Regions from separate parts of the Mus musculus genome. Here region 2 is linked to region 1. The links are chromatin loops, found by intact Hi-C in ENCODE. Cell type or tissue: left cerebral cortex. All regions are shown on one strand. Links, peaks and the distances in the headings refer to the core of each region. The heading gives the core; the rest is flanking DNA.

What was found. Hi-C counts contacts between places; a loop is a spot of excess contacts. Peaks named below come from ENCODE experiments on the same cell type or tissue, not always from the same donor. Only the 100,000 strongest peaks of a DNase experiment are listed, where the experiment ranks them.
Region 2: it touches region 1 in a loop (3-fold over the local background); 17 of 42 quality-filtered maps call a loop at or near these places.

What each region holds. Positions count from the first base shown.
Region 1 is chr7:112,911,381-112,926,226 of GRCm38, reverse strand. No RefSeq gene overlaps it. Among named protein-coding and RNA genes, the nearest start is that of Rassf10, 35 kb to the left of the region's middle. In left cerebral cortex, for the core only: a CTCF peak has its summit at 6,225 (motif pointing left); DNase peaks (open chromatin) are centred at 7,405, 7,647, 8,697, 10,458 and 1 more place; H3K4me3 peaks cover 382 bases; H3K27ac peaks cover 756 bases.
Region 2 is chr7:113,263,495-113,278,340 of GRCm38, reverse strand. It overlaps Arntl (aryl hydrocarbon receptor nuclear translocator-like), which reads right to left. Exons shown (of 20, transcript NM_007489.4): 3 at 3,588-3,715. Among named protein-coding and RNA genes, the nearest start is that of Gm33721, 9.2 kb to the right of the region's middle. In left cerebral cortex, for the core only: a CTCF peak has its summit at 9,821 (motif pointing right); DNase peaks (open chromatin) are centred at 5,215, 5,522, 7,530 and 9,803.

The sequences.
Region 1 (14,846 bases), core at 3,225-11,224:
TATATAGAGAGAGAGAGAGAGGGAGAGAGAGGGAGAGAGAGACTCCTTCTGCAGCCCTTGCAGACCTGAAGCTCATTATGTAACCCAGACTGGTCAAACTTAATGATCTCCTGCCTCAGCCTTCCCAGGGCTGGGATTACCAGCATGAAGTACCACACACAGTTTGTAAATCTTTTCTTTAAAGAAACAAAAACTACATGTCTGTGCTTTTCAAGAATTTTTCAATTATTTTTCCAGAATTATATATATTTTTAGACTTTGACCTTTAAATATTTAAGTTTTACAAAGTTTGGTTTTCTGAGCTTTCAGCAATTGGAGGGACTGTGGTTCAAGCCACAGCTTGCAAAAATCTCCTAGGTCGCCAGCACCCTTGACTGCAAGGAGCATCCTTCCTTGATTGACAGCTTCAGGGTCTCCATGGAAAGCAGGAACTCTGGAGTGCTTGGAAATATGTTCTTACAGTGTTGTCCAAAATACCCATTTGTTGCAGCGGGGGTTCTACCACCAAGCTCAGCCCTTTCCAGGCTGAGATCATGACTATGGGAAGAATTAACAGGAAGGTAAAGGGCTTTCAGGTATATTCAGAACTTTTTAGGCATATAAACCACCTTCCCATACCCCCTAAACAGGCCACCAGGAGATAGATCGTGAGCCACAAGCACAGAGTCATCAGGCAGGGTGACTGCGTGAGTTCACATAGCTCAAATAAACTCTTTGTCTTCTGTCCACTGGAAAGCCATCTCAGGCTACATCTATTCAAAGAAAGTCATTTGCTACAGCCTGGGAAGGCTAGTTCGCAACAGCCCCTGGTGCCGTGGGAGGGACCGCAGGCTCTTTTCATCTCTAATTGGTCCTGATCCCCAAGTTCAAGATACATTTCCAAGGTTCCTCATTCGAGTGGTATTAAATGCTAGGCCTTAAGTGTCTAATGGGTAGTTACTCGGCTTTGAAATTTTGCCCTGAAGAGTTAAATTTTCTACTTGACTGAAAATGAAGAGGGAGGTAGATGTCCCTGTGGGAGGAATTTTTAGCCCCTGGAATTTTATGTCTGATCTCCCTCCCCAGCAGGAGATCAGTGGAAGATTGCCTGAGAGGGAGGGAGGGCTGGGGCAGTTTGGGAGCCTCCAGGTGTTCCTTTCCATGCCAGCCAGTGAGGGCTGCCACCCCCTTCTCAGCCCCCAGCAGGCAGACACACCAGCCAGGACTTGTCAAAGCCCAGAATCACAGGAGCCAGCTTGCAAATGACTTTCCACAGCATCGTTTCTGGTTGGATTATATGTGAGAGGCTATGGAGGAGCGGAAGCTAGGGCTGCAGGTGTGTCCGCAGAGTGCCATCATTCGAAGGTGCAAGGACCACTTGTGATGACCCCCCTCTCCAGACAACCCTGCTGGGACACACAGCTTCTCTCCTGTTCCCATGTCAAGAGCACACTAGGCTGAAAGCCGGGGGGAACTGTACCCCATCTCCAGTCTCAACTGCAATTACTGCCCTTTCTCTTTTATAGTCTGTCGTCTTTTATAGTCTGTCAGTCCATCTGTCTGTCTCAGGGTCTCAGCTTCAAACTCACTACATACGAAAAATGACTTTGGACTTCTGCTTCTCCAGTCACCATTTCCAGAGGCCTGTGCTGCTACACTTGGTCTATGCATTGCTGGATATCCAACCGACGCACAATAGGGAGCTTGCTATCGACTGAACTACATTCTCGGGGCTTGTTCTCCCTGTCAATAGGCATCCCCCAAGTCCTGTACCTGGAGAAGCCCAACACTGACCTCCAGGAAGGCTATAGCCAGGAACTACTCAATATAACAATTTGCTCAGTAGATGTCAAGTCTTAGTTAACTATGGTTTAAGAGCTATGGTCCTCGGGAGTGAAGTCCGATGTGACATGAGAGCCCTGAAAAGGGGGATGAGCAAGAAGGCACTGAGGACATTAAGGAGGGTAGTGGCACACTAGGGTTGAAAAGGGACTATAGTCATATCAGCCAAGTAACCAAGGACTCTCAGGTCTGGCTCCCTGCAGACCAGCCCAGGTTTAAAGAAATGTTCATGGAACAAGAATTTAGGAGAGGTTTATAAAATGAAGATAAGATTGGAGGCGAGAGAGCTTGTCTCCATCAAAGCAAGGGGCAGAAGAAAGGGACTTCAAATTTCCACTTGAGAGTGGCAGAGGGCTGAGGAAAGGGGCGAGGCGGAATGCCACTTGAACCCCTTTGGGGCTTCCAAGGTTCAAGGGCAAAGGCTGGAGAAGAAAGAACAGGAAGAGGGGAGTCAAGGGTTAAGTCTTCAGTCTGCTTTGAGAACAGCAGGCTCCTCTCAAGGGCAATTCAGGCCCCCTTCTACTCCCTTCTCCTTGTGGACTTAACCTCATTGGGCCCCAAAGTCTGCCCCAGGCCACCCACCAACAGAGACAGGCAGTTTGCTAGGAAATGTGCCTCCAAGATCCACCCCACTGCCTTCCCTATCACCCCTCCAGATCTACAAGTCAGCGCCTCCATCCCTAGGAGCCTAGCACTTGGAAGGTTTTCTTTTTTTTCCTGCACAAACCCCTTCCTGCCTCCTTGTCTCAGATCCCTTGACAGTGATCTACACTGTCACGATAACACTTTAATCAGATTTGCTCTTATCGACTTTCATACCCAACCTCATTCCACAAAGGATTGCGAGCAGCTTCTAAAGTTGCAGGTGGTGGCTGCTTTGATAAAGGCAGCTCTCCACCCTCCTCCCAAGCACCTGCGCCCACAGCCTGGAGTATGGATGCTGTTTCTGGCTCTAAGTGTAGGACCAGTGACAAAGTGCCTTTGAAGCCTGGCTCCAGGGTAGAAACAATGTGCACTCTACTTAGTGCCCTAAGACAATATACACTGTCATGACCATAGAAGATAGCCTTAAGGTGACATTGGTGAACTATATTTGCAACTCTCTGGCCTCCTCAAGTGTGACCCCCAAGCATGACACTCCTCTTGGCCTGGGGTTTGGGCTCTGAGCCGTAGGCCTTCATTGGAAGGAGGGACAGGGTTTCCCCTCTCTCAGAACTCTGCAATGTTCACACCTCCTCAGCCCCTTTTCTGGCCAGACTTGCACCTCTGCTCATAAAGGATCGAACTTACAGGTGCCAACTAATCAGAGCTGGCTGAAACTGGAATCTTTTGCTAAAAGGTCTCTTGGCCACTGCCCAGCTCAGCAGGGGAGGGTCCAGCTTTGTCCCTAGAGAGCAGCTATGAGAGGCCCACTCTTGGGAACTCCCATGTTGTGGGAAACTCAGTGGTTCCCACCTCCTTCCCCCATTCACAGAGAGCATTTGTTTGGGTCTACCCTGGGAACGAGCAGGGCTTTTCTCTGCCAGCGACTCAGGCAAGGTCAGCTGTGTCAGCTCAGAGACACAATGGGGACTACGAAAGGGCTTTGGGGCTCATTTTTGTTTACGTTGGTTATGAGTCTACATGGCTGCCTTTCTTCTGAAAGTACCTGGGGGTTTGAGAAAGCACAGCCTGAGGCGAGGCAGCCTCTGAACAAACAGAAGACGTGCTGTCCAAACAAAGAGCTGAGCACAGAATCGGAGCACCTAAGCGGGGGACCCTGGGTGTCATCTCTGCGTGGCATCCACACTCACTTGTGTTTTTACAATCCCATGGGATAAATACCACCAACAGCTTATGGGTGCTGTAGAAAACTCTTCCTGAGGAGTAGTAATCAAACATGGCACCTCAGCTAGGGCATCAACATCTTGGAACAATCCCACCAAAGTCCAACTTTGCCACCAATGCATCTACAGAGTTTACAGGGCAAAGGCGAGAGGTGAGTTACAGGGTGAAAGCGAGAGGTTACCTGAGTGCCTTCAAGGCAACACATCGCCAAAAAGTCTCACACCTGCACGGATGATGACTTCCTGTAGCTGCGTAGATGGAGTCGACCTTTGGCTAACATTCCATACTCTATACACCTCCTCTACACACCTCCAGAGACCCAGCGACCACATGCTTCTGGGGCCAAATTTACATACAGCTGGGAGGGGGCTGTAGGAAAGAGTGGCTAGAACCTTGGGTAAGAGCTTGGTGAACCCCAAAAGGTATTATAAAAGCTCAAGGGAGTGTGGGTGCCATGTAGAAATGACACACAGACTCTCTTAGATTAGTCTCCTCTCCATGTTCAGCTTCTTTGGACAGCTCATTCCCTGCTTGGCCCTGAATGAGACTGCTTCATCTCATTCAGGGACATCTTGATGGTCTCTCGTGGGCCGTTACAGTTGCTTTGAAGGCAGTAATGGCTGCTATGCTCAGAGAGTCTGGTTTGAGACTAGGTAATGCTATCCCCTCCCACTTATTGTGTACAGCAGCCATTGTCAGACATAGCCTTGCTTGTATCTATAACCACAAAGGCAAGGCAAAGCTAAATCCAGGCAGGCCATGAGCCTCGCTCCTCAGCTGGGTGACAATCATGGACTCAGCAATGGCACATGTCCTGTCTCTTATATGGACTCTGCTTGTCTCGTTGATGAGTTCTACCTGATATGGGTATGCCTTGGAATCTGTAGTTCACCTCCATTACATAGGAACACTTACAGCTCCATCTTCTTTGGACTCTGATATGCTTTGGGACTACCTCAGGAGTGACTGAGTCTTCTATGTAACTTCTAAATCAACCCATCGAAACAAAACTGTCTCAGGCTGCCAGAAGTGTAGGAGATTAAGTAGAAGGATCATTTTCATGGGGTTCCAACCAATGATGAGCTTCTGAGAACCTCAGAGCTTTGGGACGCAGAGTGAACTGAGGTGGGGTTGCAACAATCAAAAGGTTGCGTAGGCCCTTCTTACCATTCCAGTCTGCTTTCTACTGCGGTGGTAAAACAGCAACCAAAAACAACTTTGGGAGGGAAGGGCTAATTTGGCTTGTATGTGTTAGTCCATCATTAAGAGAAGCCAGTGCAGGAACTCAAGCAGAGCAGGAACCAAATTGGAAACCTCGAAGGAATGTTGCTTACTAGCTTGCTCCCCATGGCTTGCTCAGCCTGCTTTCTTATACAGTTGAGGTCCAGCTGCCCAAGGGCACCTCCCACAGTGGGCTAGGCCTTCCCACATCAATCATGAACTAGGAAAATGTCCACACAAACTTGCCTACAGGCCAAATCTCATGGTGTCATTTTTCTCACAAGGTTCCTTGTTGTCAATTGGCTCTCTCTGTGTGAAGTCAGCACACTTGGTAGAGAGAGATGAGCCAGCAGAGCACGGGCATAATCTGGGTGCCAGCTGTCCCGACAGAACAAATGATCTGACAGAACTGGGTACAGCCTGAGGGATTGCCGTCTTACACATATTCTCACTTACAGCACATGGAGGCGAGATGGCGTTCTTATACCTATCTTATTAGAGATTGGATTTGTGGAGCTGACATTGTTTTTTTTTTTTTTTTTTTTTTTTTTTTTTTTTTTAGAAAGTCAGTAGACAAGGATTCAAATCCATGTTATTCTACTTCATAGCTATGAGCCGTTGAAAAATTGCCCAAGTTGGAGTCCAGTGCCCTCCTTAGGAAAGGAGAGATGGCAATACAGACCTTGCTGGAAAACTGTCAGGATGAGAGGCAGCCCCATGGAGACCGATGCCAGCTACTTGGGAAGTCTTTGAAGGGGTCTGTCTTCTTTATAGGCAGCATAGCCCTGCACTGGACACCCTTCGCTGGCTCCCACTGTCAAGGTCAAAAGAGCTTTCGAAAGAGTTCAGGTTTTGCAGGAATAGCAACCACACATATGACCTTGACTGAGGGGTTCTGGGTTTTGCTTGTTCTGTTTTAGGTTTGGGGGTGGAGAGCATTGTTTTATTTTGAGACAGGGTCTCAATGCATCCCAGTCTAACCTTGAAATTGCTATGTAGCTGAAGATGTCCTTAAACTTGTGAACCTACAGTGCTGGGGTTACAGGTGTAGGACACTAGACCTGGTTCACAGTGTGCTGGAATGGAGCCAAGAGCATCATGTACAGTCCCTTGGCTTCAGGGTTTTTTTTTTTGTTGTTGTTGTTATTTGACAATTTTAGACAGCTGGCTGAATTCACTATGTTGCCCAAGTTGTCCTCGACCTCATGATCTTTCAGGTTGGCCTCCAAAGTTCTGGGGTTACCAGCATGTGCTTGTAATGGTTAAAAACATGAAGCCAACCAACCCTAGTAGTCTCTTCTATCCAAGCCGCCGGCTTCCAGGAGTGTTGACATGGCAGTTTGCTGCCCTCTGCTGTCCACAAGAGGAACGTACTAAAGTGGGTTTTTGTTGTTTTTTTTTTTTTTTTGGTTGGTTGGTTTGATTTGGTTTGGTTTTATTTTTTTAATTTCCAAGAACCCTGTGGCCCCAGGTGGCCCAGCCATACAAAACTTGCTCTACTTCTCTGAAAATAGCCCCAGAAATGGTAGTGCCAGGCCTGACTGTATAGTCTGAGGGGCCCAAAGACCTTGGTAAAATGTGTGACCTTGCAAGTTGTCCCCTGATTTCCATGAGTGTTACCCCTCCTTCTGCCTCCCTCTCCCCTCTTCTCTCTGTCTCCATCTACCCCTTCTGTCTTTCTGTATCTGTGTCTCTTTATGTCTCTGTCTGTCTCTGTGTTTCTCTGTGTCTCTGTCCCTGTATCTCTGTCTCTGTCTCTCTTACATGCACACACACACACACACACACACACACACACACACACACACACACACACACACACCAAAGACAAAACCTTTAAAAAGAAACACAGGAGGTTTTCTTTTTAAAACATGGTATTAAGCTAAGCTTTGGGCACTTATAAAGGTGACATCTTTATGTCCACCTGTGCCTTATGCCCTGAAACTAGGATGTCCTCATTTCTACCTGCTCCTGACATTAAACTCCTGGGCCACTAATCCCCTGAAGGATTTCCAGACGTTGCAAGATAGTAGATGGAGGTAAGTCTCTCCCTAACAGGATGGTCTTGTAAACAGAATTCTCTCGAGCAGACTCTATCACAAATCCAGCCTCTTTCCAACTCACTATTAAGGCCGGGGAGGGGGGGGGTAGGCAAAATCTCAGTACCCCCGTCCAGGCCCTGGGAGTCAATTCAGTCTTAGGCGCTGGTCCAGCAGAGATTCAGATGTCAATTCTGAACAGAGAAAGCTACATTGAGGACAGAGGAGACTTAAGACTATAGGGTGAGAAAATTCACTTAACAAAATTCTCCGAGAGATTATTCCAAAAGAGACCATGGGCCCACTGCTGTCACCTGCTACAAGGTAACTCGGTGTACATCTGGGGAAGAAGGAAAAAGGACGACGCAGAAAGACGCCAGGAGGGTTGGTGGGGGCGGGGCATGGCGCGGGCATCTCTGTGAGGGAATCTTGGCAGTGAGGTGGGGCAGCCTGGAGTGGATTCGGGGAACTGGTGATGTGTAAGGGGAGTGAAGCTCAAGATTAGCAGCAGTGGGAAATCACGCAGGCTCCAGACGGAGGCATAAGCACCCAGGGACCGCGCACACCGAGCCTCCCTCAGACTGGACCTGAGGGCATCACAAAATCAACTGTGCTGGTTCAGAGAATCCCTGGCTTCTGCACAGCTTCTATTCTTAACGTCTCCTGGCCACACAGACTGACAGGCAGCTGTCACAGGAGCGGGAGGGAGGAAAGCTCACAAGGTCAGAGCTCCTGAGTGACAGGACAGGCAAGGGTTGGGCATGCGCACACTCCACCTAGCGCCAGGGCTCATCTTCCGTGTCTATCTCTGTGGCCATGTGAAAAAGCCCTTAGCCTTGTTTCTTTGTCCTAGGGCTCTCTGTGGTCACCGTTCTCACTCTCCCTCCTCTGCCTCCTCCCTCCCTTCCCTCCGCCCCCACCTCTCCGTCTGTTTGTTTCCATCTTTGCTTTTTTCTGTCTAACTTTCCATTCTCCATTCTCTCTGCCTCTTTGTTTCCCATTAATGTGCTCACTGACGTCAAGGCCATTATGTGCATTACGTATTATTTTCCAATAAATATTTCCGTACAGCCGACGACAGTCGTCCATTTCTGTTGGTGGTTTTGCCCCCCCCCCCCCACCCTGTGGTTTTTAATCACTGAGTCTGTTGCCTGCCATCAGCTGCAGTCAGAGAAGAGCAAACGGACAATTTCACAAATAATCGACTCATGAGGTTTTAAGTTACATCCCAGTTTGAACACTGTGATGCAATCTCCAGCTGCTCCATCCTCCCTGGGGCATGACTGTTCCCTCTGTCCAGGGCATCCACAGTGTATATACTACCTAACCGTTTGTTACTTAGTAAGCCATCACCCTAACTCTGCTATATCTCCATGCTTGTGCTCAAGTCACCTTAACTCTACTTAACAGCATCCTGGAGCACCAGAGAGAGCATCAAGTGTGGGAGGATCCATCAACTCTGGGACTCTGTGGTCATGCTATAATTAGGACATCTTTGAAACTGCGGTTTCACACAGTCAATGAGAATCTTGGACTATGGCCCTCCTGAATAGAAAGAGAGAAGGGTATGCAAGCACAGCGTGACCTCTAACCTCATTCCCACCTCTGTGCCCAAATGTCCAGATGTGCTGACAAAAATTAATCCAAACTCCCTTTACTTTGTGACTAGATTCGAGACTGACCTCATGAGAAGACTCAGCAACTATAAAAAGGAAAAGACAATGTAACTCCCACATCAAGGGAACTGATACAATGTTCACTCAGTAAGACTTCTGTTCACAGAAATGATTACAGACACATCTGCTGGGTGGACGCCACTTGAAATGCAGCTATCCGACAGCACTGAAGAGTGAAGCCAGTAGGCAGGCTCTGGGAAAAGCCAGGCATGAAGCAGAGATGTTACTGAAGTGTGATCCCTCCCTGCTTCTGCTCTTTGAGCCTGGGGGTACCCAGTGGTGTATGAGCTACTGCTGGGACTGGTGAAAAGCAGCCATCATTTTGGTCCCTGAAACAGAAGGTTGCATTCAGAACGATGACAGCTGACAGACCAGGAAGGTTGGGAGCCTGAGACACCCTGTCCCCAGCCCTCTCTAAATGCTACCCAATCCTGCCGCTGGCTGACCCCTGAACCGAGCATGCTCAGGAAGAGAGGAAGCGTCTCAGCTAAGGACAAAAACACCTTAGAAAGAAGCCACTGCTACAAAATAAGGCTAGTTGGAATTCAGTGGAGAAAGCCCCAGTGAAGGTGGGCATGAAGGTGCAGCATCCCAGGAGCAGAGGGGAATTGCAACAAGTGAGCTGGGCTGCACAGGAGTTCCAGGTCAGCAGGGTCAGATCCTGTGTTAAAAGTAAGGGGTGCAGACAGACACTTTTATTGTGAAGGGAGAGGCAAACTGTCTAAATTTGCAGATGACAAGGTCCTATAATTCTTTACAAAAAGCTATTCAACTTAATAAACAATTTTACAAATGGTGGATACAGAGTCAGGCCACAAGTCGAATGAATTCCCATGTATTCACATGGGTAGATTAAAATGAGGTTTCAAGAAGAAAAAGGAAGAGGAGGAGGAAGGAGGAGGAGGGGGGAGTGGAAGAGGAGGAGGAAAGTGGAGAAGAAGGAGGTGGAGGGAGGTGGAAGAGGGGAGAGGAGGAGGAGGAGGGAGGAGGAGGAGGAGGGGGAGGAGGAGGGGGGAGGAGGAGGAGGAGGGGGAGGAGGAGAGGAATCACATCTTTTAAAAAGATAAAACAGGCTTTATTGTGATTTAAGGCTTTTGCTCCTCAAATGGTCAAGCTAAGAAACTGCAAGGCAAGCCAGAGAAGGAGAAAAGATTGGCAAGGCATCTATGCAAAAACAGGCTTGTATCCAGACTATATCAAACCCTCCCAAGACTCAATGACTAAAAGAAATAAATATGAGGAAAAGATTCGAGGGGGTCACTTCCTAAGATAAACGAGTAGCTAAGGGGCACATGGAGAGCACTGGGTCTCACTAGGTCATCCAGGAAGTTCAAGTTAAAACCACAAAGAGATGCTATTATGTACCTATCAGAAGGCTAAATGGTGAAGAATGACAACTACCAATTCCAAAGGCGGCATCCATGGCTGGAGGCCATGGGGAATGGCACAGTTGTGTGGAGAAATAAAGGGACAAGCTCTTACAAAGACACAATTGCCAATGACTCAATGACATGTCCACAAAAAGGCTCAGCACAGACACTTCTCACAGCAGCAGGATACACTAAAGCCCAAAAGTTGGGAACAACTCAAATGCCTGTCAGCTGGGATTCAACAGTGGTGCATGTGCGCTTTGGGACACTACTGTTGGCAATGAAAAGGCAATGAACTACTTACTGCTTTTAGAAATATCATTGATGACACTGAAACACATTATTGGGAGTGAAAGGAAGCGAACAGAAAGGACTGCATGCCGCATGCCACCGATTACGTGAACTCCCAGAAAAGCCAAAAGTAGAAGAACAGAGCACAAACTAGTGCTTGCCTGCCTGAGCCTGGCTGTCATGGGGAGGGGATGGCTTGAAGAGAAGTGGGAAGCTCTAGGTGTAGGTGGTGCATATGTGCTGTACTTTATGTGGTGACAGTTATGCAACTGAGTGCAATTTTCCAAACTCATTGTTTACTTCTAATGAGAGCAAATTACACTTTTAAAAGGCTGGATTTAAAGACAGACAGCATGAGCTGGGTGGTGGCTCAGTGGGTAAAGGCATCTTTGTAAAAGCCAGGATTGGTGGCACCATCTTTAACCCCCGCGCTTTGTGGGGTGGAGGTGGAAAGAGGAGGCTCCCCAGAGCTGGCTGGCCAGGGAGCTCCTGGGTCAGTGAAAGACCCTGACTCAAAAAATAAGGTGGAAAACAACAAAGGAAGACACCCAGTGTCAACTTCTGGCCACTGTGTGCATGTATGGATATGTGTGCTCATATACATTAGTGCATGAATGCACACATTAATTGATTAGTAAACAAGATCACAGCAAGGAGTTCTTCCTCATAGTTACAATATATGGGGTTCAAATATGCATGTCCTTTATACTTGCATAATGGTCCATTGTGCCAATAAATAGTTAATGAGGATGGAGAAATGACTCAGAGGTTGGGAGTAGATTGCAAAGAACCCTAGTTTGGTCCTAGTACTCCTGTTGGCTCAAGAACTCCCTGTAACTCCAGACCCAGGAGATCTGATGTCCTCTTCTGTCTTTCATAGGCACTGCCTTCTCATGGTGAAAGAGGCATCTCCTTTCTCTAGACTGAAGAGAACAGAGAAGAACAGAGCAATGAAGGAGCTAAAGATGGGGGGAATCCTATGCCTTCCCCATCAGAGGCTGGGACTTGTGCTGTATAAGGGAGGGAGTGCCTGCATCTTGCCATTAGAGCATGCACTCTCCACTCACAAAGCCCAAGTGTGCACTTGCCCATTTTTCAGGGCATTGTTAAAAAATGGCAAAGCAGGGAGAAAAGATGGATTGAAATGGCAAGAACATCAACTAATAATTGATACATTCTCCTAACTTGTTCTTCCTCTCCAAGAGTTCATGAGTCATTTTTTTATTCTGATTTGGTTTTTTTGGTTTTTGTCTGTTTGGTTTTCCGAGACAGGGTTTCTCTGTGTAGCCCTGGCTGTCCTGGAACTGTCCAGACCAGGGTGGCCTCAAACTCAGAGATCCTCCTGTCTTTGTCTCCCAAGTGCTGGGATTAAAGATGTACCAACACTGCCCGGCCGATTCTCTGATTTCTATGCTACACACGTGAGGAGCAGATAGGGAACTCCTGAATTTTTATTTTCCAGGGATTTAATCCACAGGCTTATTGGGTGGAATTGATGATTTCAGCTCAAGAGTATCTTCAGCTTTTTATTGATTTATGTTATTAAAACTTTTGTTGTTGTTTTTCAAGACAGGGTTTCTCTATGTAGCCCTAGTTATCCTGTAACTAGCTTTGTAGACCAGGCTAGCTTCAATCTCACTGACTGAGATCTACATGCCTCTACACCGCCCCCCCCCCAAACACTGGGATGAGAGATATGCCTTCATAATTTAAAAGAAATGGTTCTTAGATTTATTTTTCTTGTATAAAAAGCAAATGTGGTTTGGTTTTTGTGTTTTGTTTTGTTTTCTGAGACAGGGTCTTAAGCCCAGTCTGGTCTCAAACTGGCTATGTAGCTGAGGCTGCCCTTGAACTTCTGACCCTCTTGTTTCTACTGCCCTAGTCAAGGATTACATCATACTATCACCAAACTGTTTATATGATGGTAGAAATCAAACCTACTAGTCAAGATCTCTACTATCTGAACCACATCCCCCCAGGTACCTCTAATGCAATTCTAGGCACCCATTCATTGCTTTGTATGTACAGTATGCAAATTTACTGTTGGTTTCTAGCTATACAACTATAAATTCTTTTGGATCTTCTATATATTTGACCTTATTTTGTAAGAATGCTAGCAGATTGGTTTCCCAGGTAGTTTTGTTTCTTTTTCTGACCTTGAGTCACTGTTTGGAAGCACACTGTGTTGAGCTGAGACGATCCCTGTAGGTATCCATGCTTCATTTCCCAAATCGGATCTCACTCACAGCTTATCTGATAGTCTTTGATTGGTTCAGAAAGGGTCTGTCTAGTCTTAACTCAGTAAGTAATAATAATAATAATGATAATAATAATAATAACATCCATGAGTGTTTCAGGTTAAACAAAACCCATTTAATTCTCACATTCCCAGGTCTAGACCATGGTGTCAAGGGATTCTAAGTGCTGAGGACAGCCTCCCTATTCTGCAGGTGGCCTCCCTTTTCTGTGATCCTGGCATGAAGGAAAAAAGGCAGCCCTAACCTCTCCTGGTAAAGGCCCTAAACCCCTTCACGGGGACCTTATCCACATAATTTCATAGTACTGTGATCACCTCCCAAAAGCTCTGCCTCTGAATATCATCACATTGGGGACAGGAGCTTCAGCATGGGAATGTGACAGGGTTGGGGGACACAGTGGACACGAGATGTCACTGGATGCACCAGTCTCCACCTCTTCATGTGGTTTTGCTCCTTTTGTCTTCCATGGGAGTTATGTGCACTGATTTTCTAATGTTTAACCAAGCTTGCATCCTTGGATGGGCACTGTTTTGTCAGGGATGATGATGTTAGCCTGTTACACCCAGCTTGCTAGGATTTTGATCGTTTATGCTCATTAGTGGGAACCTGTGGTTTCCCTTTTTCTGCCTTTGTGAGTATAAGGCATGCATCTCACACAACTGCAGGAGCATATTTAGAAACAAGTCTTGTGTACCATCTCATATGCCCTTGGTTACCTTCCCCCACTACCACTGCCCCCTCCCCCACCCCCTACGGTACACTTTCTGCACCACCCTTGCACTTTCAGATTTTTCATGGCTCACAACTCAGGCCATGGGTCTGAATTCTTCCATAGCCACTCCAGGGTAGATGCTGTGACAGACAAGGACAAGCAGTACCAGCACTGTCACCCAATGACAATTAGGAGGGGGGGCCTTACCTGATAAGCCAACTGCTCCCTTTTCTTTCTTCCACTGATAACTACAAGACTTTCTTCCTCTTTGTAAAACCCCAAATGCCAAGAATCACGTATGTTGAGTGACTTCAGGTGAGTAACTCCAGTTTAAATCGCCAAAGCTCAAATATTCTTATCTATGAAACTTCCCAAGTACTGACATGAGAGGCTTCAAGAGAGAAATTCCATATCTGACCAAACAATGATGGGTCGGAGCCAACATGTGGGTGCATTAAAAATGTGTGTATTTACTTTCAAATGATGTAAGAAAAATGCATATGAAACAAAAATGAACCTCTCCTGTTGAGATTTGAGTTCCATCTCCAAGTTATCTCATTCTCACATCCAAATACTTAAAAATCTGAAATACTTTGGGTCCTACATGTTTTGGGTAAATGACCTGGAAACCTCAAGGACTGTAACTTAGCAGTCTGTAGAGTAACACGTGACACACTATAGAGTAACACATGGCACACTGTAGAGCAACACATGACACACATCACCCTGCCCTGGACGTGCATCTCCTATACATCAGCAGCTTCACTCTCCACTCCGATTCTGCATTCTAGAAGATCTAAGCTACGAATCCTGTGTATATGAGTACAGGGTTTCGCTCCTTAGGTTTGTGTGGTGCCATTAGGAACAACCATCTTTTTCTCTTTAATGATTTTAATGTCACCATTCCGTTCCATTCCATTTTCTTTTTTCTTTTTTAAATTAGGTATTTATTTCATTTACATTTTCAATGTTATCCCAAAAGTCCCCCACACGCTCCCCCACCCACTCCCACTTCTTGGCCCTGGCATTCCCCTGTACTGAGGCATATAAAGTTTGCACGACCAATGGGCCTCTCTTTCCACTGATGGCTGACTAGGCCATCTTCTGATACATATGCAGCTACAGACATGAGCTCTGGAGGGGTGGGGGTACTGGTTAGTTCATATTGTTGTTCCACCTTTAGGGTTGCAGATCCCTTTAGCTCCTTGGGTACTTTCTCTAGCTCCTCCACTGGGGGCCCTGTGATCCATCCAATAGCTGACTGTGAGCATCCACTTCTGTGTTTGCTAGGCCCCAGCATAGTCTCACAAGAGACAGCTATATCTGGGTCCTTTCAGCAAAATCTTGCTAATATATGCAATGGTGTCAGCGTTTGGAAGCGGATTATGGGATGGATCCCCAGATATGGCAGTTTCTAGATGGTCCATCCTTTCGTCTCAGCTCCAAACTTTGTCTCTGTAACTCCTTCCATGGGTGTTTTGTTCCCAATTCTAAGAAGGGGCAAAGTGTCCACACTTTGGTCTTTGTTCTTGAGTTTCCTGTGTTTTGCAAATTGTATCTTATATCTTGGGTATTCTAAGTTTCTGGACTAATATCCACTTATCAGTGAGTACATATTGTGTGAGTTCTTT
Region 2 (14,846 bases), core at 3,850-11,849, 350 kb before region 1:
TTTTCTGTCTCTAGTTTTTTTCTTGGTTTCTCCATATAATCTAACTCAGGTCAGGATTTTTTAAATTTAATTTAATTTTACTTTATTTTATGTAGGTGAGTGTTTTGCTCGCATGTATGTGTGTACACCTACTTATGTACCTAGTGCCCACTGATGCTAAAAAAAAGGCATTAGATTCCTTGGATCTGGAATCACAGTGGGTTGAGAGCCACTGTGTGGGTGCTGGGAATTGAACTCTAGTCCTCTGGAAGAACAGCTAGTACTCTGAACTTCTGAGCCATCTCTACAGCGTCCCCATCCCCCCCCCCTTTCAGGCATTATCCATTCATGATGTCATTACAATACTGCAGCTGCCCTTCCTAGTTCAATAGGGACCATCCTTTTCCAGATCAACGGCCCCCATTGGCATCAGCACAACTGACCTCTCTCCCTGGAGGCTGTCTCTGGCTTGGAGATGCTATTTTCCCATAATTCTTCTGTTTGGGGATTTGCTCCATTTCTGTTCTCAACCTGGCTTTTCATCTTCTTTGCCTCTAGACTAACAACCCCATGGGTACTTTGGGACCCTGACCTGTCTGTATTCAATCCCTAGAAGCTCCTACTTTGACAGTCTCAAATGCCACCCATACTATGCCAACCTCAAGCCTCTACCTCCAGCCTGGCTGTCCCCAAATTTTTAGACTCGTACAACCACCCATCTCCCCATATCTCTGCCTGAGTATGCAACAGAGACTGTATTTTGACATTCATGTTCCCTCTAAGCAAGCCTTTCAGGCTTCCCTATGTAGTCAAGTGGCCTCTATCCTTCTGGCTCCCAGACTCTGAGCCAAGAATCCATCTGACCCCTCCATTTGTCTTCTTATTGGCACAGAATTAAAAATACAGAACAGTGCACTGCTAAATGTCACTTCCTTAGTGACACTTCTTTGAAGGACCATACAGTATGAACCCTGCCGACACTCCTACTCTATACCCCTATTTAAAACGTTCTGATCCACATTTCCCCTGTAACAATCTCCTTTCTGTCCTCCCTAAGAAGTGGTCAGCTTTGAAGAACAGGAGTTCTACTCTACTGACTGCCCACAGCTTAGTGTGCAGAAGGCTTTCTGGCACACAGAAATGTTCCACCAAGAGACTAGGCATGAATGAAATAATCTGCATGTGACAAAGAGCAGTTCTTTGATTATCACAGATGTTATAAATGCTTTTCTTTCCATTGTTCATTATCTTTTGATTTTGATTTTATACACAGTGTTAAAACATTATAAAAATCATAATACAAATATTCCTCTTTATACCAATATTTTGTAGCTTTTATTTAGTTTTTTTGGTTGGGGGGTTGTTTGTTTTTGTCTTGTTTTGTTTGTTTGTTTGTTTTTGAGACAGGGTTTTGCTGTGTAGCCCAGACTGGAACTCATTGTATAGCACAGCAGGCTGGCCTCAACCTCCTAGTAGTAAAATTATATGCATAAAGTGACCATGCTGGCTTAAACTTTCATTTTACTCTTGTGTGTGTGTGTGTGTACATGTGTGTGCACATGTTCATGTATGAACCTGTGCAAAGACATATATGGTCATGTAAGCACATGAGCAGAGATTGGGGTTGACTTTGGGTGGCTTCTCTAATCATGCTCCTCATTTCTTGAGCCACGGTCTCTTACTGAACTCGGAGCTCACAGTCTGGACTAGACTGGCTGTTGGGAAGTCCTACAGATCGACCTGTGTCCACCTCCCCAGCACTGGGTTACAGTGTGTCCACCTCCCCAGCACTGGGTTACAGTGTGTCCACCTCCCCAGCACTGGGTTACAGTGTGTCCACCTCCCCAGCACTGGCTTACAGGTGCCTGCCTCCCTCTGTACTCAGCTCTACATTTTGCATTTTTAAAGACTTTTTTATTTTTATGTATCTGGATGCTTTTGCTGGCTGTATGTATGTATGTATATGCACCATGTGTGGCTGGTACCCTTGGAGGTCAGCAGAAGGCACTGGATCCCCTTGAACTGGAGTTACACATGTTGTGAGCTGTCATGCGAGAGTAGGAACTGAACCCAGGTCCTCTGGAAGAACAGACAGTGTTCTTAACCACTGAGTCATTGCTCCACACCCTGTTTAACATTCGTAATTATGTGTATGTTTGTCTACAGGAGTATAGGTACCCACAGAGGCCAGATGTACTAAATCCCCTTAAGCTCCAACCAGAAACAGTTGTGAGCCACTTAATGTAGGTTCTGGGAATCGAACTCAGGTCTTATACAAAAGTAGTATATGTTCTTAACTTCTGAGTCATCTCTCCAGCCTCTATACCTAAATTTCTACATGGGTCCTGAGATCAAACTGTCCTCATGCTTGCCTGACAAGCATGTTGTCAACAGAGCCTTCTTTCTAGCCTCCACTTTTATTTTTTTACTTACAAATCTAATCCTTGTGAGCCGGGGGTGGTGGTGCACGCCTTTAATCCCAGCACTCGGGAGGCAGAGGCAGGTGGATTTCTGAGTTCGAGGCCAGCCTGGTCTACAGAGTGAGTTCCAGGACAGCCAGGGCTACACAGAGAAACCCTGTCTCGAAAAACCAAACCAAACCAAACCAAACCAAAACAAAACAAAACCAAATCTAATCCTTCTGGCAATCATTTTGATACATCATTTGCTGTTAGCCATTTCTGCATTACTGTCCCAGAACTTCTTCTTAGGCCATGCTTCCTGTTTCTAAACACCAAACATGGCGCCTCTGTGGCCTCTCCATGTTCACTTGTCCTATTTTGTCCCCTAATCTGGTTTTTTTTTTTATTTCTTTTTTTTTTTTGTTGTTGTGTGTTATTTACTTTTTTTATTAGGTATCTTCCTCATTTACATTTCCAATGCTATCCCAAAAGACCCCCATACCCTCCCTCCCACCCCCCTACCCACCCACTCCCACTTTTTGGCCCTGGTGTTCCCCTGTACTGGGGCATATAAAGTTTGCAAGTCCAATGGGCCTCTCTTTCCAGTTATGGGCGACTAGGTCATCGTTTGATACATATGCAGCTAGAGTCAAGAGCTCCGGGGTACTGGTTAGTTCATATTGTTGTTCTACCTATAGGGTTGCAGACCCCTTTAGCTCCTTGGGTACTTTCTCTAGCTCCTCCATTGGGAGCCCTGTGATCCATCCAATAGCTGACTGTGAGCAGCCACTTATGTGTTTTCTAGGCCCCGGCGTAGTCTCATGGTTCTTTTAATTCTAGTGTCACACTCTTCTTACAACGAGGCTTCAGTACACATCTTAATGTACGACAGGACAAACTAGTTTCCTTCATTACTCTCAATTTTCAGAACTGTCTTGGCTGTTCTGACTTGTTCTCTGAGGAACATCTTATAAAAGTCATGGTGGGTGGCCACTGTTGACCTTCAGAGAACCAGGGAAAGGTCTGAATACACACCCCTGTCCTCCAGGCCTTGGTGTTTAGAGATACTTGTCCCCTTGCACATGTGAGACCTGGGGTGCCACCAGTATCTGCCACTCTTTTTTTTTTTTTTAACATCTCAACATCTGAAGGCCCCCAACAACCACTGGTTGCCAGGGTCTTAGGGTGAAGGGACTTATTTATTACCTGAAGTTACAGTTCTTAAGCTTCGATCCAGTGTGGGAGATGCAAAGGGCCACTGTAGTTGCTGGTCACCCCAAAGTGACTTTCATGTTTTGTAACTTCCTTCCAGGCAGTCAACTTCTTCCAAAATCCTACAGTAGAGACCCAAGAAAAGAAACCCTGAGGGTCATACAGGGACAAATAAATCTGTCTCTCTTCTGAGCTAAGGAGGGCAAGGGAGCTCAGCCCCTGACTCATGCAGGACATGCTCCCAGCCCATCCATTGCTACACTCACTGGCTCAGCACTGGCCATTTCTTTACATCCCTGTGACATCTGGGCTGCAAAAGCATGAAGGGATGTGGCCGATGCATCCTGTGAAAACCATGTCTCCTTGAACTCATCCTTAGGAAAGCAAGGCATGTTTTATTACTTCTTTTATTGGGTTACATAATGACTGTGAATGTCCGGTTGTTATTTTACATCAGACACTTAATGACCTGTCACTCTAGAAGGCAGATACACTGCTGTACGCATTTTACAAAGGGGAGATGCAAGCACCTGAGAAGGTGAAGAACCAGACAAAGCCACACTGAGTGTGCCCGGGCCACCAGAAGCAACTGACAGTATGGTTCAGTTCTAAACTGGGTGGGGTGGCTCTCAGGAGGTAGAGGCGGGAAGATAGCACGTTCAAGGTCATCCTCAGCTACACATGAAGTTCAAAGACAGAACAGCTTACAGAGAGGTCCCATCTCCAACAACAGTGCTGGATGTCTAGCCCTGCAGCTGAGAGCATGATGCTCTTCCAGAGTCCTGGAGCTCAGAGTTAGCACTCATGTCAGATTGCTCAGAACCACCTGTAACCCCAGCTTCAAGGGATCCAACAGCTTCCTCTGGCCTAGACGGGCACTGCACTCATGAGCACTCATGAGCACACACACATAACTTTTTTTTTTTAAAAATGTTTTTAAAAAGTTGCTCAGTTCTCAATGCAAGTGAAAGTAGTCATTTGAACCCAGGGGACCAGAGCAGCAGAGAAGGACAGAAGCCATTTAGCTTAAGCCAATGCCAGCAGGATCAGTTCAAGCACTTAAAGAAAATCTCTGTGAACTCCAAGATATCTAGTTATACCCAAAGCTAAGGGTATAACTACACAACATCTACAAGGGTTCTTGTCAGCCAAGTGGCTACAATACCACCTCCTTCAGCCAGGACACAGGCCCTGCATGCTGCCCCTCTGATCTCCATGGCAGCGGCAGCTTCCTGTGTTTAAGAAGAGCCAATGAGGAGGGAACACAGGGGGGGCCTTTCACATCTTCATCCATGCTGCTCTGCCCGCAGTAAGTGAGACTGCAATGGCGAGTGCTCTGCTGATCTCCTGAAGTGAAAGATCTGCCCTTACACTGGCTGACCCTTGCAGTCTTCAGAAAATGCTCTCTTCCTGATGGTCCTAAGATGCTGGAATGACTGCCTATCCTCGGCATGGCTCCCTCCCTCCCCACTGACCCACGCATGCCACCTGGTTCAGATCCTCCGTGTCCAGCTCTGCTAACTCTAGGTCATGCACATGCAAACGTTATATCTGGAAATCTGGCTCCTCTAGCCCCAAACCACAGTTGGTAAAGAAACAGCAAGTAGAGATGCAGGCTCCAGGCTTAACATATGCCGTTCCACCTCCATTTGATTCCTTGTACTGCTGCATACTGTCTTCTCAACTCCTAAGTCAGCAAGGCCTGCTCCACTCTGAACTCTGAGCCTGAATGTTCATGTTTCTCTCTCTGTCTCTATCTCTATCTCTCCCTCTCTCCTTCCTTCCCTCCCTCCCTCCGTTCCACACATACCCCCCCCCCCCCACACACACACACACACACACACACACGGCCCCAGAGCTCTTCTGAGGGATGGATCTAGCTACTTCCCAGCATGCCCTGCCAATGCTCTGTCAGATTCTCTCCAGATCCACCCCTCCCACTCCGGCCAGTGAGAGAACGCCCTCCTTGCTTATTGCATTCAAGCCTCATTTTTCCTTAAGCCAGAAAAATTCCACACTCCCTAGCAGGATGTGCTGGCCTCACTCAGTGCCAGCCCATCCCTGCCACACAGTGCCCAGGGCCCAGGCCAAGAGGAAACATGGAGGAACCCAGGAGCTGGGGGTGGGGGTGGGGGTGGGGGTCCCTAATGTGGAAACCACTCTGTTCCCTGGTAAGGTCTTCATGCTGCCCATCTTCCCTGCTCCACTACAACCCTGCAGACGGTGCCTCATTGATGGGCAGTTGTAACTCTCCCATGCCTTACTGTCAGTGGTCCAGGACCAGACAAGCCTGAGTCCTTGCTCCCTTCTGTCTTTGATCAACAGGTTTCATTAGATTTACAAACCCTTGGTCTACAAGAAATGCCTCACATTGATGGACTTTTGTAATATTAAATTTTATGCCAGGCGTGGTGGCACACACCTTTAATCCCAGCACTTGGGAGGCAGAGGCAGGCGGATTTCTGAGTTCGAGGCCAGCCTGGTCTACAAAGTGAGCTCCAGGACAGCCAGGGCTATACAGAGAAACCCTGTCTCGAAACCTTCCCCCCCCCCAAAAAAAATTTTTTTTTTTACTTTATAGAAATGTAAGTACTAACTGCTAACTTAGATGCTGCTGTTATCTACATAAAACAAAACTGCAAAGGGGTTTCTTACATTTTAGACAAGGTGAGGAGGCTGAGGCAGATGTGACAACATTATTTTTAGAAGACTTTTCTTTCCAAGAAGGTGTTTTTTTTTTTTTTTTTTTTTTTTTTTTTTTTTTTTTTTTTTTTGGTGTTTTTGAGACAGGGTTTCTCTGTATAGTCCTGGCTGTCCTGGAACTCACTTTGTAGACCAGGCTGGCCTCGAACTCAGAAATCCTCCTGCCTCTGCCTCCCGAGTGCTGGGATTGAAGGCGTGCACCACCACGCCCGGCCAAGAAGGTGTTCTTAGAAGAACAACTGAAAGTGGTGGGGATAGGGAGAGAAACAGCAACCAAGACGAAAGCCCCAACTTTTTGTGTTACTTTCTTCTGAAAGGGGCCTGAGACAAGACAGAGAGAGAGAGCTCCTTAGGTGCCTGTGGGAGGGACCTTTGCTGGCAGAGGGCACAAAGGACCTGGTCCTGTTACAAGCATGTAAATGGCACATGAAGGTCACTCTTGGAGCCTGATCGTGTCTTGCAGTCCAGGATCACACATATGCCCAATTCTGAGCTAGAAAGTCCTAAAGGTAGAAAAAGGGTCTCACCAAAGAGCCAGAGAAAGCGGGTATTGGGAAACCTGTGCAGTGCGCCTGGAAAGAACACCAGGTCTTTCCCTGTCCGTCCCTCAGAGCACAGGGACCCCTGAGCTCCATCTAAAGGAGCAGAGGGGAAGGAATCGCCACAGCCCAGGCTGCCCTGGCAGAATGGTTACGGCAGCTGAGAGGGGCAAGGCCCAAAAGAGACATAGTGCTTCTCTGAGCAGGGCAAGACAATGCTAAACTCCAACTGCCCATCCTACCACCTGCAGGAGGGACAGCCACATTCAAGCCTTCAATCTGGACCACAGCTCCATGTCCCTTTGTTCCCATCCTCACCCCAGGACCCCAGAAGGCCACCTGTAGATAGGATTTATGTTCCAACAGTTAGCTGCCTCATGGTAATGAGACAGAAAATGTCTCACCTCTCTCTCTCTCTCTCTCTCTCTCTCTCTCTCTCTGGGATCAAATCACTTAAAAAATCACTAGTAATGGGGATGCAGAGACAGTTCAGTAGTACAGCACTTGCCTAGCACTGGGTGGTGGCGGTGGGGAGCACTCACTACTAGTGATAGTGATAAGTTCTTCCTGTCGGCACTCCTAGGGTTCGTTTTCCTGTAAATAAGCAAAGAATCTGGGACACTGGGCAAAGCTCCCTAACTGACAGCTTTTAGATCTTCTCGAGCTTCCCTGGCTACCTTGGGCACATGGGCAGTAAATATGGCCGAACAGCAGGCCGATGGCTGCACGCCAGCAATGGCGCTTTGGAACACTCCCTGGACGCTCTGAGGAAACTGCATGATGGTCTCGGTTAATTGCTCTGGATTCTGAAGGCACAGCTCCAGTTAGGACAGTTCCAAACAATTTGTGGCGGACTTTTTTTTTTTTTTTTTTTTTGCTACTACAAGCCTCAGTGAACTCTAAGTGAACCTACAGCCATTTCTGTCTAAGTCTAGGAAGGGGCACTTCTGTTGTGGCCAAGCCAAGTACAGCATTGTGACAATGCCAACAAGAGCATTCCCTTGAATGTAGAGTTTACTAGGATTGGTACAAACACACTTCTCCAGTCACAGAAGACGGACTTATGACAGTCAGCTAACTGAGAGACATCCCCAGCGCACCTAGCATCCTGCACTGTCTCTCTTGCTGTTACATTAGGCCCGATGCAAAGCTTCTCTTCCACAGTCCTTTCCTACCCACTTTTCGTGGAGTGACTGAGCTGGTGCCATGAGCACGAGCAATGACAGTGGAGTGGCGGCAAGAGCAAGGGCAGCAGAACAACGGGAAGCTGGCACACCAAACCAAAGAGCAGGGGAGTGGCCTATCTGGCAGGTGAGTAAGAGTCATGTAGCTGGCCAAGCTGCAAAAGAGGCCCCCAGAGCTGACTGCACTGCCAGCTGCAAACACAGCAGGGCCTCAGTCTCAGCAGTCAACAGCAGCAGAAGCTGCAGCAAGAGTGGTGGAAGCTGCAGCCTTCCAGGACACCTGCCATAGCAACAGGGCATCAGGGAAGGGGGAGGGGGCAGTGTGAGGAGAGAAAAGGTAGAGAGCTAACTAGAATGACCAATCCATCTGTTTTCCTTGGAACTCTCCATCTCAGTGCTGAAATGCCTGCATCCCAGCAAACCCTTCTGTCCTAGGAATTCCCTAAGAGTTGGTCCCATTGCTAGTGTAGCTTTTCAGGTCCTAGAGCCACAGGGCAGCCAGGCCTGGACAAGACTGACCTTTACAACAACTCATTCACTGTGGTCATGACCCAACTCTCCAAGGAAGGAATAAAGAACTGACAAGCAGAGTCACCTTGTTCAGGATGTATGGCCAGAGAGTGGGGACTGCAAGCTGGGGTAGGCATCCGGCTTTACTGCTTGCTGATCCTTCTGCTAAAATCCATCCCCAAAAGCAAAATTCAAAGGCAAAGCAAACACAGAAACAAGCAGTCCTGGGGACAGAGTGGAGGGAGCATACACCAGAGCAAACCTTAGTTCAGAAAAGTCATAGGAAAAGAACAAACGTGTCCACTCGGAGCTTGCTGGCAGCCAGGGCAAAGAGGGAAACAGCCTGCAGTGGATAACCCCAGAAATCTATGAATGAGCACATCAGGACAGGCCCAGGGACAGAAGAGTGTCTTCTGAGATCAGGCTAGAGTGATGTAGGACTTCTGAGGAGTTGTGTAGCACTGCAGACCAGAGCCTCTGAGGAAACAGGCTTTGTAAATGAGGCATCTCTCTTTAAATGGAGCCCAGTGAAGACACAACTTCCTCTTTTCCCTCAGTGTCACCTACAGAGTGACTGCTAGATGGAGTTCTGTTAAGAGATGTGTGAAGTGTTTGATGCTGTGGTCTAATAATAGAGTAGGATGAGAGAGAGCCATGACTACTACCCTGTCCCACAGCCCAGAGCTCCCAAGAAGGGCCTAGTTCTCATTGTTACCTCTGCATACCTATACTACAAGGAGCCTACCCCAGGTATAATGTGTTCCAGAGGGCAGCCTTCCCTCCCTAGCTGGAGAGCCTACTCTCTACTGCATGAGGTCTGTCTGCCTTGGTACTCTCTCAGTTGCTCTGATGTGTTCTGAAGATGGGAGCTTTGAACAGGCCAGAGGCTGATGGGGTCCTATCCCCTCTGCCAGTCCCTCATCACATGCCCCGCCCCATAGCCCCTGACACTGACAGGCTCTGAAGAACTCAGAAACGTTTCTTAGCAACCTCTAAGTTCAGAGAACATTCACCAATTGAAGCCAATCCCCTGAACCTAAGGCAACCAACATTTCTACTAGGGCTACTCAACAAGCTCTTCTGTCACCTCTGGCAGAAGCCAGGTCAATACAGCCACAATGGAAATTCAAAGTTGTTACGTTCAAGACTCTTTCAGTGTAGTCGGAAAGATGGGGTGTTTAAATAAATGCACGACAGCAAGCCAATGCAACAGGTAGCAGCTGCCCAGCAGCACACTACCCAACTCCAGGAAGGGCTGGTGCACTTAGGTGCCATTACAACAACGTTCCAGCAGGTGGCAGCCCAGTATCTCAGTTCTTCATGAGAAGAATAGAGGAGAAAATAACTATTAGTTTATTGGTGGGTGTGGGTGTGGCAGGCTATTGAAGGTGAAGGGGTGGGGCCCAGGAGCAGGTGTTACAGGTGTAGGGTGGACATTAAGGAGTATAGAGTAGTTTACTCTGAAAAGCACTGGCTCGCCGGGCGTGGTGGCGCACGCCTTTGATCCCAGCACTAGGGAGGCAGAGGCAGGCAGATTTCTGAGTTCGAGGCCAGCCTGGTCTACAAAGTGAGTTCCAGGACAGCCAGGGCTATAAAGCACTGGCTCTACAGGTCCTGGGGACAGAGCCTTTCTGGCACTTGTATGCCCAGTCCCATCAGTAGCACGAAGTGCTCAGAAACCCTGAGGTTGAACATAACTGAGATCATACTTGGAGCTATGGGGCTGGACTTGTGAATACAGGGTTCTGTGTGAAGAAAGACAAGGCCTCCCTTTGGGGAAAAAAAAAGCCCTCTGATACACTGGAAGGAGGAAAGTTCACAGAATTCCACTTTTGGATGGCACGGAGGGCTAATCTAGAAAGCCAGGGCTCTAGGGAGAAGCCACAGGCTAGACTGGCCTCACAGAACAGTCTGGTCTATAATTTCCTACAAGCTTGCTCCAACACATGTACCTGTAGCCTTTGCCTTATTTCTCCCTGACAAGTAAAATGAGAGTAAGCTATGGTTTCCCGTCTGCCCCCAGGCCTCCTAACCACCTCACCCCACCCACTTCCACCCAACCCCAGCCTACCCTGTCCCATCCCACCACCAGGCATTTAGAAAGAACTCCTGGTCTTGGCTTGGACATACAGCCCTCCAGTGCCTGGGGGTGGGGAGTACCTGAACCTAATAGACTGAGCAGTTGCCCAAACTCAAACAGCCCAGGATGAAGGTGGAGCAGTCAGAATGTCACATGAATAACTGAGAGGACAAGCAGCCACGGAGGTGATCATTTCCCAGTGTGAGAAAAGGGACCACAGTGACCTGAGTCTTAGGGACATCAGCTCCCCTTCAGGTATCCAGGAGACACCCAGAAGGGCACTGCCTTCTTGTACTGGCTGGTTTTGTGTGTCAACTTGACACAGCTGGGGTAATCACAGAGAAAGGAGCTTCAGTTGGGGAAGTGCCTCCATAAGATCCAGCTGTAAGGCATTTTCTCAATTAGTGATCAAGGGGGAAAGGCCCCTTGCAGGTGGGACCATCTCTAGGCTGGCAGTCTTAGGTTCTATAAGAGAGCAGGCTGAGCAAGCCAGTGGAAGCAAGCCAGTAAAGGACATTCTTCCATGGCTTCTGCATCAGCTCCTGCTTTCTGACCTGCTTGACTGACTTCCTTGGTGATGAACAGCAATGTGGAAGTGTAAGCCAAATAAACCCTTTCCTCCCCAACTTGCTTCTTGGTCATGATGTTTGTGCAGGAATAGAAACCCTAACTAAGACATTTCTTTTTTTTTTTTTTGGTTTTTGAGACAGGGTTTCTCTGTGTAGCCCTGGCTGTCCTGGAACTCTCTGTAGACCAGGGTGGACTCGAACTCAGAAATCCACCTGCCTCTGCCTCCCAAGTGCTGGGATTAAAAGCATGTGCCACCACTACCTGACGTCACTGCCTTCTTGTTTAAGGGGGCTCTATAAAAGTGGGAATTACTGTACATCTTCAGATGGGAGATGGTAGTCAGGTTTCAAAACGCAAGCCCATCAGGCATTTGAGCCACCGGTCCAACACACACCAGCAATATAATACTGGGCACAGGACCTGGCCTTTGTGTCCCATGGGCTCCTGACCTGCACGCCCATAGTCCCTGCCTCTTCAGTGAGCTGTATAAAGTGTTAGCATGACACCTGCCAGGTAACAAGCCCTTTGTGTGAGCTATATATTATTTCCTCCGTGGCCATCACGAAAGCTAATGTTCTGTCCCATGTTACAGAAGAAACTAAGTCAGAGGGAGTAACTTGGCAGAGGCTGGGGTTTCACAAGTAGTCCTATCTGCCATATATTTGGGTACCAAACAAGAAAACATGAGTTGGGTGCAGAGATGGCTCAGTCAGGCAAGTGTATACTGCACAAACATGAGGGCCTGAGTTTGGACCAACACCCCCACCCCCATGCACCTGTGTAAAAAGTCAAGCATAGTTACACAGTAGCTGGGGGAATAGTGAAGGGGTCAAACATAGTCACACAGTGGTAGTGAGGGGTGAGTGAGGATGGGCAGACCCTGGGAGCTTTCGGGCCAGTCAGTCTAGATTATCAGTGAACTCCAGGCTAATGAAGAAATCCTGCCTCAAAAATTAAGGTGAAAGATAATCAAGGAAGATATCTGATACCAACTTCTTACTTCCACATGTACATCACACACACACACATAAACACACACACACACACACACACACACTTTTTAAAAATGAAAGTACATACACAAAACAGCCCTGCTGAAAGTTCTGCCACATAGCATCTATTCTGTGGGACGTTGAAGGGATTCTTGGACCTTTAAGGTCCTCCCCCCTTTAATGTTCCCCTCCAGAGTGTGCCATCCAGGGACAGTGGAGTTTCTAGTACTCCAGATACAAACATCCACAGACTGCTTTGGTTTTGGTTTTATTGTTGTTGCTGCTGTTTTTGAGACAGGTTTTCTCTGTATAAAAGAACCCTGACTATCCTGGACTCAATTTGTAGTCCACGCTGGCCTTGAACTCAGAAAGATCTGCCTGCCTCTGCTTCCTGAGTACTGGGATTAAAGGCAGCACCCGATGCCCGGCAAACCAAATTTTTTGTTGTTTGTTTTGCTTTGCTTTTTGGACAGCCAAGGGTTTGACAGTACACACTGAAAGAAACTGCTCTGTAAGCCACTTGGATTGGATCCCCTCCCAGGAACTACTACTTGCGGCCTGTGGCTGCTGTTCTGTTATCTCCCAGGTTCTGAAGTTCTGGTCCCATTCGTTCACTTGCGAGGTCTCTGGCCTCCCACCCTGCCAGTTATGATCCTTGGCCTCTAGGTATCCATACACTCGGCCCACTCCCTGAGCATCTGTAACCAGGACTCCACTCCACAGTCTTTTCTACCAGCCTGGACCCCAGAGTCAGTCTGCGCTCTCTGGAGAATAACAATGGCTTGAAGATGAGAAAAAAAAAGATGAGCTCTTGGGGCCCTGTTCTCCACATCCCAGAGCCTGGTGTGAGGAAATGCCCATGTGTGCGCTCTGTCAGCTGCACCCCTCCATCCGGGCCACCTCCTTTCTGGGACGAAGCTACCCTAACCCCGCCTCACCATGCCTCTGCCTCTGCATTCAGAAGAGGCACAGGGAAGGAGCCCCAGGGTACCATGGAGGATATATGAATCCTGTTCGAGGCCTGCTGACTGAAGACCTGTCACCTGATCTCTGCTTCCTTTCTATTGCAGTCTGTCTGTTGCTTTGTTTTTGAGCACTGCAGAGCCTGGTTCTAAAGACTCCAGGAAAAAAAAAAAAGAGTCTTTACCAAAAAAACTTACTGCCTGAGGTTGAAGAAAATTCTGGAAAACATCTGCATCTTGTTCTAAGGAAACAAAAGAATGCACTGTTGTTATTGGGTGGCTGAGGAGAGATGCTAGCATGAGGGAGAGCAAGAGGACAAGCCTGAGGCTCTCTGTGTCTCTGACCAGTGACTGCTAGCCGGCAGGTGGGCAGGGATGGGTCTATCAAATGCTGAGACTTAGATGAGACAAGGCACTCGCCTCCTGTGAGGACCACATCCAAGGGACACTCAGCAGAACAGACTTCTGTGACACAACCTGCCACTTTCCACCACATACAAAGTGTGTAAGGGGGCTCTGAGGACAGACTGACAAGAGGTTTGGGGAAGACTGCAAAGCAGAAAGTCCCCTGGGACAGCAGGATACAACCATGCATCCAGGGCTGGCCCTTCTTCTAACGCCTCAGCAAGTGGGAGAACAGTGGGCCCCTCTGAACTAGACCACTGTAGGAAGGGATGGGTACAGGGTCACAAGATGCTGAGTGAGTGAGGACAGGATGGTGGGCAGTGCCCACCTCTGACTGTCAAGCATGGTGGCATGTCAGGCACCTTTAATCCCAGCAATCGGGAGGCATCTCTGAGTTCAAAGGCAGAGGAGTCCAGGTCAGCCAGGCCTACACATAGAAAGACTGGCTCAAAAATAAATAGAAAAAAGTCTCACCTCTGCCACTGCCCTAGTGGTCACTAGGGGTGTGGTTCCTCTCCTGGGTGGGAGGGTGCTCCCCCTCTGTGGCTAGCTGGGTTTAACATAAGAAGAGCACTGGGCACATCTGGCTACCTTCTTCAGCAGAAGGGGAGGGACTGGGGCTGAGTTCAAGAGCACAGAGGCGGAGACACTTGCCATAATGCAGACCCACACTGGAGACTTCAGAAAGAGGCTCATAGGGAGGATGGAAAGATAGGGGACATGTGGCTCTTAAAGCAGAAGAGATTAGGTCAAGAAACCAGGCAGGAGCAGGTGGGGACAACTGTGGGAAGGCTGGAAACAGGAACCTGGAGCAGGTCAGCTCTTTACAACAGTATTCCAAACACGGGGCACACCAAGAAAAACATAGACTTTTCAAACTCCCCTGAGCTTGTGTGAAGCACGGACAGGAGGCCCTGAAGGCAAGTGGGGACCAGAAAAATCTGGAAGCTCATCAGAGGGTTGGCAGTTACAGAATTCTGGGGGACACTAGAGACAGCAGAGAAGAGGGGCAAACAGGAAGGAAGGAAGGAAGGAAGGAAGGAAGGAAGGAAGGAAGGAAGGAAGGAAGGAAGGAAGGACAGAAGGAAGGACGGAAGGAAGGAAGGAAGGAAGGAAGGAAGGAAGGAAGGAAAAAAGGAAGGACAGAAGGAAGGAAGGACAGAAGGAAGGAAAAAAGGAAGGACAGAAGGAAGGAAGGAAGGAAGGAAGGAAGGAAGGAAGGAAGGAAGGAAGGAAAAAAGGAAGGAAGGAAGGAAGGAAGGAAAAAAGGAAGGAAGGAAAAAAGGAAGGAAGGAAGGAAGGAAGGAA